Regions from separate parts of the Mus musculus genome. Here region 1 is linked to region 2. A link is a loop called in an ENCODE intact Hi-C map of the cell type or tissue named here. Cell type or tissue: left cerebral cortex. All regions are shown on one strand. Links, peaks and the distances in the headings refer to the core of each region. The heading gives the core; the rest is flanking DNA.

Region 1 (8,172 bases), core at 1,214-6,213, 220 kb before region 2:
TGAGGGTCTTAAGCTCATGCGCACAGTGACACACCTCCAACCAGGTCACACCTACTCCAACAAGGCGACACCTCTAAATAGTGCCACTCCCTGGGCCAAGCATATGCAAACCATCACACCCACCATCCTGGTCTTATTTCTCTTTCTCCTGGCTGCAGTCCCACCTTTTTTTTTTTTTTTTTTTTTTTTAATCTGGGGACCTGCTAACTGGAAGAAGGGCAGCTCCTTTGACTTTATGCTCCAGAGGCTCTACCCAAAGGGTAGAAATGAAGGAGGCTCTTGTCCAACATCTTGATGGCTCACTTTCCCTCCTATCAGCCCTAAGTTTCTTAGCTTTTAACCAACTCATGAAACAGTGTGGGAAGACTTGAACAAGCCATGCAATGCTCTGCACTGGCACTTTCTCTTCTGATCAGTCACCTGTCAATTGGTCTTCTTTCTAGAATTAAAAATGAAGGAGGATGGTAGGGATTTGCCAGATGCTAGCAAGCAACACATGAAGCCATAGCCAGCCTCAGATATGAGAGAGGTACCTCAGCAGGTCTATACATTTTGACTTGTTTTTTGTAACTCATCATGTAAACACAAATGAAAAGCTCTGACCTTTCCCAGCCCAGCCCCTCAGTAGTCAATGGGAATGGCTAACTGTACAATTTAAGATCTGCAATATATCTATAAACACATTTCTCTCCTAGTGCTGTGAGTAACACTCTACTGATGGCGTGCATAAAAAAATGAAATATCTATGTTCTGTTTCTTGTTATTCCTTTGCAGATAATTATAATTCCCATGAGACTTATCTGAGAAAGATGAGGTCAAAGATGGGGAGATAATGATGATGATGGAGCACAAAGAGTTTCTGAGTCCAAGCCTCAGCTCAGAGTGTGTAGTTCTGAGAGCTAATCAAACATTGGGAGGTGTCTTAGTCAGGGTTTCTATTCCTGGACAACACATCATGACCAAGAAGCAAGTTGGGGAGGAAAGGGTTTATTCAACTCACACTTCCACGTTGCTGTTCATCACCAAGGAAGTCAGGACTGGAACTCACACAGGAGAGGAACTTGGAGGCAGAAGTTGATACAGAGGGCATGGAGGGGTCCTGCTTACTGGCTTGTGTCCCCTGGCTTACTCAGCTTGCTTTCTTATAGAATCCAGAACTACCAGCCCAGGGATGGCAGCACCCATAATGGGCCCTTCCACCCTTGATCACTAATTGAGAAAATGCCTTACAGCTGGATCTCATGGAGGCATTTCCTCAAGGGAGGCTCCTTTCTCTGTGATAACTCCAGCTTGTATCAAGTTGCCACACAAAACCAGCCAGGACATGAGGAGAGCTGTTTGTTTGTTTATATGGCAAACCAACCAACAAACCTAACTAACTAACTAACTAACTAACTGAAACAGGGGCATGCTGGGAGAAGATGGCAGGGTGACACTGGTGTGGGAGGAAATGCAGGCTGCCAAACTCAAACCTTTGTTTCCTAGCCCATGCTAAAACAACTCTTCCTTGTCCCCGTTGTTCACACACACACACACACACACACACACACACACACACGTTGTGGTAAGTTTCCCATAAGCTAGCAAACATTTGTCATTGTGTGAGTTTTACAGGCTCACTAATTTCTCCATGGATATGAGCTGGCATTTCCTCTTCTGCTACCTGCGCAGCTGGCACTTCATCAGGAAACCTGCCAAAACCATCAGGAGCACTTAACGTGGGGTTTAGGCCAAATATATGCAATCAATTCAGATAGCTAAAGAAGAGAAAAATAGGAGAGGGATAGAGATAAATTGCATAAGACATCTAATTACCCTTCTTAGTTCACACACACACACACACACACACACTTCTACTCACTAGAAACGTGAAAGCAGGAAAAAAAGCATCAAATTGCTATTTTCTTCATTCCTTAGTGCCAAGTTTACAAACTCACTGACCCTGCCATGCCCCATGCTGGTACAGAAGGTAGACCATTCCCTCTGGTTCCCCCCAGAAGGTAGTGGGAGGAGCACATGAGCAAATCAAAGTATCTCAACTAGATATATCCTGGAGACAGGGGAAAGGGCTTTTCCCTCTCAGCCAAGGAAGGTGGGACCAAGAGGCTGGTTTTGAGCCTGGTCTTATTTACATTCTGATGACTCAGCTTTGACAGCTGCAGACAAGACAGAAACCTGGACAGGTCAGGAAGTCATGGATAGCCTCCTGTGTCCATACTCGTATGGGTGTGTATTGGGCAGGAGTCAGGCATAGAAGATGATGATTTTGACTGCACAGTGGAGAGAGCCAACCACAGGTGCTGGGCTCTTAAACTCACATGGAGCCCACTCATAAATGTGGCCAACAAAAGACCCGGTGCACATAGCTCGTGAAGTGTCTTGACAGTGAGATGCTTCTCCATGGTCTGGCTTGGCCACTTGCACAGTAAACACGGAGAAGGGGAGGAGATGTAAGTTATTCTGTGGAGCTCAGGCAATGGTTCTGTGTGGTTTACAAGGGAAGGTGGTATGTACAGAAAAAAGCCAAGATGTACAGGGTGTGCAGTTAAATTTAGCAAAGAGACACTGAGGTTAAACTGTGTTTAGGACTGGAGTTGACCCTCTTCAGAGAGCTAGCCATCTCTGGGTCAGGTATCATTTGTGGCTCTAGAGAGGGAATTAGAAAGAACTGGTTCCCAGGATCTTACTTTGGTTAGTGTCTGGAGTCTTTTTCCATTTTCCCAGGGATAGAAAAAAAAATTTAATACCTTCCAATTCCCCAACTCACAAATTTCAATGCCGAGACATCTTTGGACTCAGTTTTGTGGGCAGTTGTCCATTTTGGTCTGTTAAGCCAAGCTTTTTTTCTTCTTCATAGAATAAACTTAGTCTTCTTGATGAGTCTAAGACATCTTACCCGAATGCACCTGACAGTAAAGCAGCTGCTGGCCTCTTTGGGAAGATTTGGATGAGTATAGGGAGAGATGGATGCTTAAGAACAGGACATCTTCTGTTCCTGAGTATCCTATACTGCTAGTTTCCCAGGTATGCTATGATGTACATTTTCCTGATGGGCAGGCTCCTGGGTGGCTATCCAATTCTATGCAGGACTCCTGTGCACTCTGATACTCAAGTCCCAGGTATTCCATGGTATACAAGTGCCCAGGTATACCACTGTGTATAAGTTCCCATGTGTGTCATAGTATGTACCACACTGCACAATTTCCCCAGTATTCTCTAGTGTGCTGAGCTCTGAGTTTGCAGGCTTTCAGATGCTCTGCAGAGGACAGGGGCCTAGGCGTGCTATACATATGTTCTTAGATGTGTTATGTTCAGGATTCCAAGTATACAGCTTCGAGTGTGGGAGGGAACTCTCTCTGAAACTAGAGAGTCATGCCTGGCTATTCAGTTGTGAGGAAGCACAGAAGATATGGCTGGTCTCCCTACCTCACAGCAGAGATAACACACCTAGAACATTCAAGATCTGTATAGAATATTTCGTTCCTTAAACCCGAGAGTTCATCTTTAAGTTCCCTTCTTGTTCCTCCATGGCCTCTGCTTCACTCCCTGCCTTGTGTTCCTACTTTGGCTCCCCTCAACAATGAACTACAAAGTATAAGCTGAAATAAACACTTTGCTTTCCCAAGTTGCCTTGCGTCAGTGTTTTATCACAGCAAGGGGATCCTAACTAAACACCAGGAATTTGATGTCAGCGTCTCACAGTTGCCACTGCGAACCATGAGAAAGGTCATTTTCTAGATGTAGATCCCACTTCATTTTCCAGCAGATTCACTTGATCAAGAATAGAAAAGAAAAGGTTGCCTGGATGAAGAAAGTAAGGCAGCCGCTTCCTTATTTTGAATCCTCTGTTTGACAGCGGCTCTTTTCCCTGGAGAAGCCTGGGGTCCTCAGGAGGACTCTTCCAGATTGAGGCACAGCTGCTGCAGGAGCTGATTCGGGACTTATTTGATCATGGTGCCTCCAGGGTGGTGGCTGGATGGCTGCAGTGCTCACCTTCCTCAGGAGGACAGAGCAGGCTCCATGGGAGACTTCCGTGCAGCAGGTCCCTGAGGAGAGTCACACATCCGATCTCACTGTTGCCTGGACTTGGATTGTTATGTTTTGCCTCAGAGATTTTTTAGAGTTCTTACTTTTATTATGCACGTATTAACTTGCTATACTGAATAGACCTTTGGTGACTTCTCTTGCTTCTGTGATTGTCTCCTTTGATTTTACGTGATACATGGGGCATCGACCTTCTAGCTATTGTTGGCAAACTACAAGAAGCAAACTCGTGTGACCATTCTGATCAGCTTTGTCAAAAAATATTCTTACCTCAACTAAAGCAACTTTACAGCCTTGTTACTGTTGGTGAGTTCAACCAAATGCTTTGAAATATGTGAGTGCTCACATAGGCTTAGCATTACTGATCAACACAAACAATTTGTAAAAGAATAGAGGCAGCAATAGCAGACACAAGATATATAGTTGGTGGGACGGATAAGATCTTTTATCACAGAACTTACAAGGGAGAAAAATACCGGTGGTTTGGGAATCTGGAGAGGTGTAGTCATAAGATAAGGTAGCACACTTTTCTTTAAAATTTATTCTGGAGTTGAGGAAACCATTCACTGCTTAGTGGTAGAGCATTTGCTAGTATGAGCAAGACCCTGAATTTGATCCCCAGGATGGCCATGTGTGCATGTGTGCATACATACATACACCCCCCCACACACACACACACAGAGACACTCATATCTTTATCCTGTTTTCACTCACTAGATTGAGTTTGTAATACTGTGTGAATGGTAGGTAGTTGATATCATGGAAAGGCTATAGGAGCCAATGCCAGGTTTCTGCCTGCAGAGTACCTGCATTTAGTTCACCTAATTCTTTTTTTTTCTTTAATATTTTTAATGAATGAAGAATGAATGAATGAATGAATTACCTTTATATCCTGACTGCAGTTTCCCCTCCCTCTTCTCCCAGACCTTCCCCAGTCCCCCACCCCCATCTGCTTATCCATTTCTCTTCAGAAAAGGCCTGACCTCAATGGATATCAACTAGCCATGGCATATCAAGTTTCTCTAATACTAGAGACCTAATACTAGACCACCTCTCCTATTCAGGCTAAATGATGCAACTCAGTAGGAGGAAAGGGTCCCCAAGGCAGGAGACAAAGTCAGAGATATCCCCTCTCTCACTGTTAGGAGTCCCACAAGAAGACCAAGCTAGCTATACAACTCTAACATGAGTGCAGAGGGTTTCAGTCTCTGTGAACCCCTGTGGGCCCAGCTTAGTTGATTCTATGGGTTTTCATGTGGTTCACCTGGCTCTTTGTTAAAATGAGACGGGGGGGGGGGGAGAGGGAGGGAGAGATAATGGATGTGGGGGTGTGCGTGTGCCAAAGCACAGGTGAGGAGGTCAGAGGACAACTTTTAGAAGTTGATTCTACCCTGGGTTTCAGGTTGCCAGGCTTGAGCAGCAAGTTCTAGTTCTGAGCCACCTCACAGACACCCATCTTCAGCAAGTTCTATTTCCTATTGAGTGTCTCACAGACACCATCATCTTGAGGATTTTGAAGAGCAGCTCTTTTCACACCTTTGCTGAGTAATTATCAAGGCAGTATGCTGGGTGTTCATCCAACTTGATGCTCCCTCCTTGAGGTCGAGTCTGATGGTTTCTAATAAAGTTGAAAATGCCGTAAGCTGAAAATACATTTAGTGTACCCACCGAACCGGAACTCACGTTAGCATAGACTGCCTTAAGTGTTTTTAGTGTACCCAGTCTACTGGAACTCACATGTTAGCATACCGGAACTCACGTTAGCATAGACTGCCTTAAGTGTTCTTAGAATACTTACTTTATACTACAGCTGGGAAAGTCATCTGATGCAAAGCTATGCATCAGATTTACAGTAACTTATTTACTCTTGTGACTTATTGACCACTGTCAGGCATGCAGCTGAGCAATGAAAGTTGGACTGTAAACGTCTTCTCCCCTAACTCTGTTTTGTGTGTTGAATCATTGAATAATACTAAGAGATTTCTGAATAGCAAACCACGTGTGTATTCATTTCTAATGTTCTCTGCTTTTATATGTGGTTAGAGCTGGAGCCATTTGATAAATTTCATAAGTTTTCTAAAGAATTTTTGCATTTGTGTTCCCGAGGGAAACTTAGGAGACTGTAGTTTCCTCTGTTGTAATGCGTTCTTCTAGTATCTAGTTTCCAGCTTCATGATGGGGTCACAAAAAAAGTCCCTCCTCAACTACATATAGATTCCTTGTTATAAAGGGGCACTCTTCAGAATCATATCTTCTTGAGTCCTTATTCCTGCTCTGGTGAGTATGTAATCTCTAGGAATTCTTTTGACAGGGATTGTGTTGATTGGTTTCTTCCATCTCTTCTATGATCTGTTAATCACATTCTTTTTGTTGCTAATGTGTATTTCTTGTAGGCAACATACAGTTGGATCTTGCTTTTTTAAGTAATCCAACAAACCATTTCTATTTTAACAAGACTGTTGATGGAGATGGGTCTGCCTTTATTATTTTTTCTATTTGTTTCTGATTATGCCATTTATTCTTTATGTTCCTCCACTTTTCCTTATTTTGAAGCAATTGGGTGTATTTTATGATTGTACTTCAGATTTAATTCTGGTTCATTCGTTCTTTCTGTATGCTTCCCATTTTATGATTGTAAGATTTATTTAATATCTAGAAATGTCTTGATTTCAACTTTATTCTGGATGAATTTTCCCTCTAAACACAGCACTTAAGTTAACAGGTCTTTGTTTTGCCTTAGACATTTATAGACTTTTCTGCTTTCTTTACATCTATGTTGCTTCTGATGAGAGATACCCTGGCCTGTTGTCCCACATTCCTTTCTGCACAGAATAATTTCCTCTTTGCAGTTCTTCAGATGACTCCTGGATCAGCATTAGATATCTATATATAAACAATACATATTACATATGTATGTAGATAATTACACATAAGTAATCCGTACCCTGATAAATGTGTGTGTCCATTCTTTGCCAACATGCAGTATTCTCTATATCCTCTCTCCTCCTTCTCCCTTACTCTGTTTTTCCATAATAGTCTCCATTATAAGCAACATTTACCTCTGTGAATTGTAGGCAACATGACCTCCTCAACTCCTTCTCACTGTACCTCAAATCAGGGAAGTCATCAAATTCTGCCTATGTTACCCATCCTTGTGCTGTGTGAAATCTTCCCATCCCACAAGGCTGAGGTATGGCAACATCTGCTTCTCATTCATCCAGTGTCACTGTCTTCATGGCTCATGGTCTAGGGTAGCTGTTCTCAACCTGCAGGTCGTGACCCAGTGTTGCCTAAGACCACTGGAAAACACATATATTAACATTACAATTCATAACAGTGCCAAAATCACAGTTGTGAAGTAGCCACAAAAATAAATTTGTGGCTGGTATTCACAACAGCATGAGGAACTATATTAAAGGGTTGCAGTGTTAGGAATGTTGAGAGCTAGTGGTCTAAGTTCTTGAATAATGGTGGTTTTGGGAGTATGTCTGTCTGTTTGTTCTTCTTATTTCAGACAGAAAGAAAAATTTAGTATCTGTGTGTCCATGTGCCATTCCAGTTTAATTTTAGAATCCGAACAATTTTGATACATTTGGAATTTGTGGAAGGTGTGCATTCCTTCCATTGGTTTTTCTTTTTAATAAATATGTGCTGGTAAGTAAGCCAAAAATAGGATGTGAATATGACCAAACTGCTCATACATGTGTGATAATGAAACCCATTGCCATGTATAGTTAGTATATGCTAATAACACACTTAAGGATTGTAACCTCTGATGCTGCTGCGAGACACACATTTTCCTGGTGTCTCCTAGGTTCCATCAATGTGAAAGTCACTGATTAAGACAGCAACATTTATTTCCTCTCTGAACATATCCTAGGACTGAATATATCTAATGGAACTGCAAAGGAGTGAGGAGTTGAAAGGTATTTTCACTTAACTCTGTGTGGATGTCCAAGACCGATGGATAGTTAATTCTACTAAATATTGCCTTTGAAAGCAGTGATAGTTGGGCCCCAATCACCTCTCCTGCTATTGAGCTCCATCAGGACTCTGAGATGTCCTTTTTCATGTTCCCCCTGGATCTAGGCTGAGGTTACTTTGAGATCACTCCTAGGTCTACTGGTC
Region 2 (8,172 bases), core at 1,246-6,245:
CCCCCTAACTTCATGACCTCTTTTCTTTAAACCTATGGAGTCTAGTTTGTGCTATCTATATACTTCCAGGTTTGGGAGTGATCCACTGGAGTATGGCCAACCTACAGAGGTCACAGTCTTAAAAGAATATGTGTTCTTCCTCTCTTAACAGCCATCAATTGCTGACAGTTCACTGATTGGTGTATGACTCTAGGACTACCTTTTTCCTCATGCTTGGATTGTTGTCTGGCATGATCTTATGCAGGTCTTGTTCATTTTATATCACATGCATGCTGTTGAGGTCACATGTGTGACTAGAGTGTTGGGTATGAAAAACACTACTTTGATGTGGTCATCTACTGCCTCTGACTCATATTCTTTCAGTCCTTTTGTCCATGATGATTCCTGAGTCTCAGCACTTTTTAATACATAGTGTCCCCACTCCCCTTTTCTCCATGCATCTCTTAGGTGTTTCTCCTCCCAAACCTTGGATATGGCCGTTGACCCCAGATTCCCTGACTTACAGTTCTCTGTTGTTATCAGATCACCATAGCTTGGTCTTAAACAACAGGTTCCTTCTGGAGATAGCATTGACCAGAGGCTACTAAGACTTGAGAAGTTCCTAAAAGGAGGTCTTCTTATGGCCTGAGTCTTGTGAGAGTGCTGGGCCTTGCCCTGTGGGTGGGACTGCCAGCCTCTTTCACCAGAACCATCTGGATTACCCTTGGATGAGGCTCTGCTCTCTGAATCATCACCAGGGTGCCACACCTGGATTCTGCTCCATTGCTGAAGGGCCATTGTGTTGTTACTCCGCTCTCCTCAGTGCTCCTCTCTCCTTGGTGATAGTTGGTGTTCTTCTCTCTGTTTGCTTTATTGGATGGATATGACCAAGTGCAGTGTCCATACACACCTGACATTTGCAACTACTTCCTTCTTTGATATTTGAAACTCAAGATCAAAAGGCACTAATTTGTCTCTTAAAAGAAAACAGGAAAGTGAGTTAGCTCTTTGGTACAGGGCAGCCATTGCAACTTGAATGGCAGGAAATTATCTGTTCTTTATGTTTAAACCAAGTGTGTTCTACTGGGCCTTTCATGAGATCAGCCTGGTATCCAGTGGCCACATTGGAATGCTTGCTTCTCTTGTTCCCTCACTAGAAGCAGACAGACCAGGGCAGTGAGGAGGCTGCTCTATTCTCCTGGCACCATAGCTTTGGGACCCTTTTGCTATTCTTTGCTTGTCTCAACTACTGAGGCTGCCCCTGAAAACAGAAGGTTTAGGATTGTAAACCTGTCAGACTATCTTTAGTCTGGCACGAATTCACAACAAAAGACAAAAGCTAAGGTGGGAAGTTTATCACATAGTCCAAATTTTGCTCTAAATACCTTTTGTTTTCTTCTTTGTGAGAAACAGATGAGAAATAAAGTTTAGGTATTGTGATCTTATTCCAGCACTTGCTTGGGAGTCTGAATATTACAAGTTCAAAGCCAATTGAAACTGCGCATCAAGTTCTAGGATGTTCTGGACTTTATGACAGGGCACTCTCCTTTAAAAGAGAGAAGAAAAAAGAAAAGAAGAGAAGAGAAGAGAAGAGAAGAGGAGAGGAGAGGAGAGGAGAGGAGAGGAGAGGAGAGGAGAGGAGAGGAGAGGAGAGGAGAGGAGAGGAGAGGAGAGAAGAGAAGAGAAATAAAGAATAGCGTTGTTGGAAATGGTTTGAGGTGCTCTCTGGCCTTCTCACTGTCACAGTGAGCACTGCCAGTGACAGCTCGTGTTTAGTTCGTCAGTCCCCATCATGTTCTCTAAGTACTGGAGCTGCACACTCTTCTCTAACTCCTCTCCTGTTGATAAAGACTCACTTTAGTTTATTAACAACAACAAGAAAACAACAACCCCCTTCTCAAAACAAACAACAACCAAACAAAGCTAAAACAAAAAAATTTAAAATGGGGTAAAAAAAATAATACCCCATTTAACATACCAAGAGTCTGTCAAACTAGCTGCTAAACCTGAAACATCACAAACACAGGGAAAAAATTTAACTTGAACAAGGGCAGTATTTGCTCCTCTCAGGTAATGTAGGCATTTGGCTGTATTCCGTAATTCTGCTGCTGTGACTTGTTCAGCCCATCTTCTACTTTTGTCCTGGCTTTTGTGTTAAATTACAGATGATTGTTCCTAATCGTACCTCCATTCCTCTGGAGCCGCAGGAGTCATCTTAGGCAGCCTGTGGGTCCTGAGAGCCTCGGAGTGCCCATATTGTGTCCCGAGAGCAAGGTTTTTTATGCAAAGAGAAGGCAGTAGATAACACTGGTGAGTTGTGTTGACCTTTGGCTTGTTTATTTTAGATGCACAGTTGAGACTGCAGAACTATTGGAACTACAGACTCTTTCCCTTTTTATTTGACTAAGACAGCCCAAATCCTGTGCTTTCCGAGGGCCGGGGAGAGCAGAAGTGATCTTCATCCATACTGGTCATACCTGCTCAGCGGCAGACATTCCCAAGAGTTTTGGCAATGTATTTTTAATGAATGGCCATGCTCAACCTCATCAGCTTTGGGAGGTTAATATTCATGTCTACATTTTAGGATTGCGCTTATTGATATTTAGAAAAAGTTTTAAAAGAATTGCAAGCCTTTTGGTTACTTAGCATCAAGATTTCGATTTGAACCAAATATGCCAGCTCTTAAAGAGCCCTTTGATGGAGGGTTAGGTAATGATCCAAAGAGTTCTACAGTGCCACAGAGATCAGAAGGAGAATTGATTTTATGAAACATAATCGATGACAAAACAGACTGAAATTGTTGAGTATTCAGGGCTTAGCTAAGCCATGGGTTGGAAATGGTATAAACAAGTGGGTAGCTCGGGCAGAAGGTGCCACTGGAACAGGGACAGCAGCTGCAGGAGGCAGACATTAGGCAAGAGAAAGGCAGCCACAGTGGGAAGATGGAAACATCAGAAGTGCCTGCCTGGACTCTTGCTGGGTTTTATCTCAGAGTTCACAGCAAGGGCCATGGAGCCCTCTCCTTCTCGGAGGACTTTAAGAGTTCTTTTTATCATGACCTTCAACAATATGGAGACACTTTCTGTAAGTGTGCTTTTGAAATGATGTTTTTGGATGAAAAACAGACAGAGATGAGTCAAAGATAAATGTTCTCAAGTTGCAACAGAAAGAGCACACTGGGTTTCTGGGACCATGATGACTTGGACTTGTGGGCTGGCTTAGCTGTGGCATGCAAGGACTGTACTAGTGCCCTTTTCCAAGCCTAATTGTTGCCCTCTTAAATCCTAGTGAGAGAGTCAGAAATACTGGAGTAAATGAGGAGGCAGTAACTGCTTGTAATTGCTACTCCTAAAACAATGCCCTTTCTGAAGGAAAAATCCCGGGAGTTAATTAGATGCTGTGGCCCTGTCTTTATGCTGTGGTGTCGCTGAGCTTCCCTGATGATTGCATTTTCAAAAGGGCCCACATGTTGCCAATGATTGCTGGGTAGGCTGTGGGAAGTCGACAGTGTACTTAAAACAGAAAGCTATGGAAGCTCGGAAACTCTGTACTGCCTGCATTCTTTCTAAGAAGATTAAATCAACTGTGATGGTGACTTCCTCTCACATGCCACTGTTTGTTATTCTGATATTTAAAACACTATAAAACCATAAAAATTAAAGGATGATATATGCCTGTGTATATGTAGGAATGTTTCCTAGAATTTTGCAGACATTAAGTTATATTCTATGTAGCTCTCTTAAAGTTAAGTGTTTGAAGGAGAATTCAATGCACTAAAAATTGGACTTTGATTGTTATCTTTAGATTTTTTTATTTTGTGTGTATGTGTGTGTATGTATGTATGCATGCATATATCTATGCAGTACCCATAGAAGCCAGAAGAGGGTGTTAGATCACCTGGAATCTGAAATCAAATAAGTTTGAAGGAGAATTCAATGCACTAAAAAGCAAACTTTGATTTGTATTTTTAGATATATATGTTTTGCCTGTGTGTGTGTGTGTGTGTGTGTGTGTGTGTGTGTGTGTATGTATGTATGTGTGCATAACATGCATGCAGTGTCTATAGAAGCCAGAAGAGGGCATTGGATCAACTGAAACTAGGGTTATAGGTTGTGTACCACCATGTAGGTGCTGGAAACTAAACCCAGGTCTTCTGAAAGAGCAGCAAGTGCTGCTAACCACCAGGCTATCCCACTCAACCCATGCTTTGATTTTGTCATATAACCACACAAGGCCCATAAATATAAGCAGGATTAAAAATGCTACAGACCTGACCCTATGTGTCCTCCCTATGCTGTCTAGGGTAGCATGGTAGGTAGATGGTAACACTTAGCCCCAAGAAAATACAGAAGACACATTGTGACCCCAGCTAGAACACTAGCCACTCAGGCACAATTTTCTACTTTGGGGAACAGGTTGTTGGGATCTACATACTCCAGAAAGCTCTGGACCAGACTCATATTGAATATGTTAGACAAATATATGGAGAACAAGTGCCAACTATGCTTGCCTAGAGCTGACAGAATTGCAGACCTATGCAGAGGGCATCATGCAACCACTGAGCAGGTAGCTCCCAAAAGCACAAGTTAAGATCAACAGGACATTGGGATGGAAATGATGAGGTCAGGAAAACTGGAAAAGGTAATAAACATGAGGGCTTGCCACTGGGTATGAGATGACCAAGGAGACCAGATAAGAGGAAGAGAGGCCCCTGGGAAGATAAGGCCAGTGTGAGCTGGCTCCTGAACATACTTCATTGGGTATAAGGATGACTTCTAAAGAGCTGCCACCTAGCCCAGAAAGGAGACATCCCCAGACTGCCTTGTGGACAAGAGCCAGATGTAAGGTAATGAAGGAAGACTCCAGCTTCATCTTCAGAGCTGTGATAGGTCTTAGATCTGAGATATGGTAAAAGTGCAAGTTGCAGGTATAAGCTCTCGTGAACCCTGCCTCAGAGACATGCCTCATGTGAAAGTGACACAAGAAAAGTTCTAGGACCCCTGGGATTAGAAGAGGTTTTCTCCTCTGATACTGAGTGAGCATAGCTTGAGAGTGTAGAGTGTTTGGGGTCCAGAAAAATTGAATAAGCCACCAAAGCCACACTGAGCCAGGGGCCTTTGTCTAGTGAATTTAAAAAGTGAAATTCACAGACCATAAAGGGTATGTTTTAGAGAGAGATTTATTCTAGTACCACAGGTAGAAGAGAGAGAGAGAGAGAGAGAGAGAGAGAGAGAGAGAGAGAGAGAGAGAGAACAGAGCCCTGTAGGTTGGGCTGCCATTGAACTCCGAGGCAAGAAGTCTTTTACAGCATGGGGGCACTGTGGCAGGAACTGAGGTGAAGCTTGGGGACTGAGCTGAGCCATCCACATTCTCTTTGCCGTTCCGATCATGTCCGTACTTGCATCAGGGTCAGAGATCACAATGAACTAAGAACTAGAACTCTTCATTTCTGGTCTCCAGTGAGGATGTTGCAGCTGTAGCTTTGTGGTCAGTGCCCTATGTGATTAGTTTCTGTCTCCTGTTTAATCAGAAGCCCCATAGCAAAACATAATACAAATCAAATTATCCTTTTCCAGGAGCCCCCACTCCCCAAACCATTCTTGGAATTCTCTGGCTTACCTGGTGATCCCGGGCACTGGTTGCATCTTTGGTAGAGTTTGCTGAGAGCTGTCCAATATTCCCAGCAAGTGGTTCTCTGCCACAAGCCCATTGACATCTTGGTCCTAATAAAGGGTCTCAAACTTCCTTGCTATCTATCCATTCCATTTTCTCTCCTTTGTGGAGATAAGATCCTGGGCATACTGGGTAGAAGTAACAATCTAATTTCTCTCTTTGAGACCTCTGAATGTGGTAGTTTGATATGCTTGGCCCAGGGAGTGGCACTATTAGGTGGTGTGGTCTTGTTGGAGGAAGTGTGTGATTGTAGGTGTAGGCTTTAAGACCCTCATCCTAGCTACCTGGATGCTAGTCTTCTCCTAGCCACTTTCAGAACAAGAAGTGGAACCCTCAGTTCCTCAGCCCCCTATCTACCTGGATGCTGCCATTCTCTCACCTTGATAATGGACTGAACCGCTGAACCTGTAAGCCAGCCCCAGTTAAATGTTGTCCTTTATAAGAGTTCCCTCGGTTTTAGTGTCTCTTCACTACAGTAAAACCCTTACCAAGACAAAGCTTTACCATCAGAGAAAATATTATAAAACCCCAGGGAACATAAGGAAGGATTTCTCATTGGGATCTGAGACTTATTCCTATCTAAAGGTAAACAATGTATCACATTTAGCAGCAGTCTCTGTGAGACATTTGGTCAAACTCAAGGCTTCCTTCACACTAATCCTCTAAGACTGGCTACATAGCCTCTCTTGAGAGTTAGCACACATACACTCCATATTGCCAGTCCTCCAGGCCCTCAGTAACCTGGATCATACAAACGCATAGGCAAGAAGAACCTTTAACACTAAGATTGAACACAAAAACTATACAAAGAGGTTAAACATGAAAGGGGAGTACTGCATTCAAAGTCTTCTGCAATTGGAGACAAAATGAAGTGCTGGGAAATGTAGGGGGAGGTGGACTGATGTGCTGAGATCATCTGTGTTTGCTTAATAAAGCTAAAGTCCACCCCTCTGCCCTCAGAGACTGGAAGTTGATGGCAGTGGTTTTCTCCATAAGCATTCTTTTTTGTTTTCTTCCTTGTAAATATTGCTTTTATTCCTCAGATGAAGTGATGAGATGAGAGCCATACCCAAGCTATGCAGATATAAGGCTTGCGCTGAGAGCCTAGACTGTATTCTTCTAGATTCTGATCCTCCCTAAGCCTAGGTCTGGAAGCTTCTAGCCTCCATAGGATATAATCTTCCTAGCTGACTCAATTCAGCTTCTCTCAGCTTTTGACTGAATTTCTCTGCCTGGCCCCTCATATATATCCTACCCCCACTCTCTGTTCTTAAGTAGCCTCTCTTCCTCTGTTTTTCTCATGTGAGTTGGGTATATCCTATCTCTGATTCATTTTGTCAAATCTTTCTCTGGCTTATCACTTTGTCTGCCACTCAATTAGACATCAGTTTCAAACATGACTGCCTCCTTCTACAAATTAAATTTACCTTCATTTTTAGGGATTAAAGATGTGTATACTAAGGGTGTTTATTCCAGCAAATCATACTGTAATACAGGGCATGTGTGCATTCTAGTCAGATCATATTTTGGATGTGAGCCCTTACCAGACGGCCATGTTGATGATTTTCCTCTATACTTCCTGCTTAAACACAACATGTATTTAAGCTCCACATATTGTGTAATTATTTTTAATGTTAATTTTTTTCCTTTTATTGAAAATGATTTTTTTCATATATAATATACTGATTACAGTTCTTCTCTGTTTCTCCCTCCCATCTTTCAATGGAGGAGGTCCTGAGATGTGAGGGAGATGAGTATGACCAAAAGTAGAAATATTCACTAGGCAAAGAGACAGAGGAATTGGTGATAGAAAGTTTCCCCAAAATAAATACTATCTTAAACGGGAAGCCAGGAGCCTATAATCTGATAGGCACTTGTTTAATCTGTGGGGAATGCTTAGGCATCTTATCTCTATAAGATGACCAGACAGCAAAGAGGAGGAATGGTAGCCTTTCTTAGTGGAACATAAATCACTCTTTAAAAGAAGTCTAAAGGTAGACTCTGTCCCCCATGCTATATTTCTTCTTTTTAACTGCTGAATTGTGGTGAGATCCTTGACTGACAGTTTCCCAAGACTGAGTGGGTACATGATCTATAATGCGAAGCAAGCCACACTAAGTCACATCTCTTCCTTTCTCTCGGCTTTGGTTTACTGGGTGATACAAGGGGTTATGAACTCAGTGCAAGCAGTGTATCAAGACTTAAATTTAGGCTCAAAAACGAGTTCAAGGAAAGTCCTCTTACAGAGCCATGAATCACTCTACATCTGTGAAGAGGTTTTTTGAAATAAGAAATACATAATGGAAGTCAAGTATAAAAATACACATAGGGCAGTTGACTTAAGTACACAAGCAAGGGAAGATTAAAACAGCATAAAGACATGGATAAAAATTCGAACTGAACAGGAAGTAAGGGGAGAGAAAGGAAAGAGAGAGAGAAAAAAAAGAAGGAGAAGGAGAAGGAGAAGGAGAAGGAGAAGGAGAAGGAGAAGGAGAAGGAGAAGGAGAAGGAGAAGGAGAA

The links. A loop is a pair of places that touch in the nucleus more often than their neighbours do. Peaks named below come from ENCODE experiments on the same cell type or tissue, not always from the same donor. Only the 100,000 strongest peaks of a DNase experiment are listed, where the experiment ranks them.
Region 1: it touches region 2 in a loop (2.2-fold over the local background); 2 of 42 quality-filtered maps call a loop at or near these places.

What each region holds. Positions count from the first base shown.
Region 1 is chr17:9,177,574-9,185,745 of GRCm38, forward strand. No RefSeq gene overlaps it. Among named protein-coding and RNA genes, the nearest start is that of 6530411M01Rik, 14 kb to the left of the region's middle. In left cerebral cortex, for the core only: no CTCF peak of the experiment used is centred there; a DNase peak (open chromatin) is centred at 3,330.
Region 2 is chr17:9,395,390-9,403,561 of GRCm38, forward strand. It overlaps the pseudogene Gm7947. Among named protein-coding and RNA genes, the nearest start is that of Gm51424, 180 kb to the right of the region's middle. In left cerebral cortex, for the core only: a CTCF peak has its summit at 3,845 (motif pointing right); a DNase peak (open chromatin) is centred at 3,377.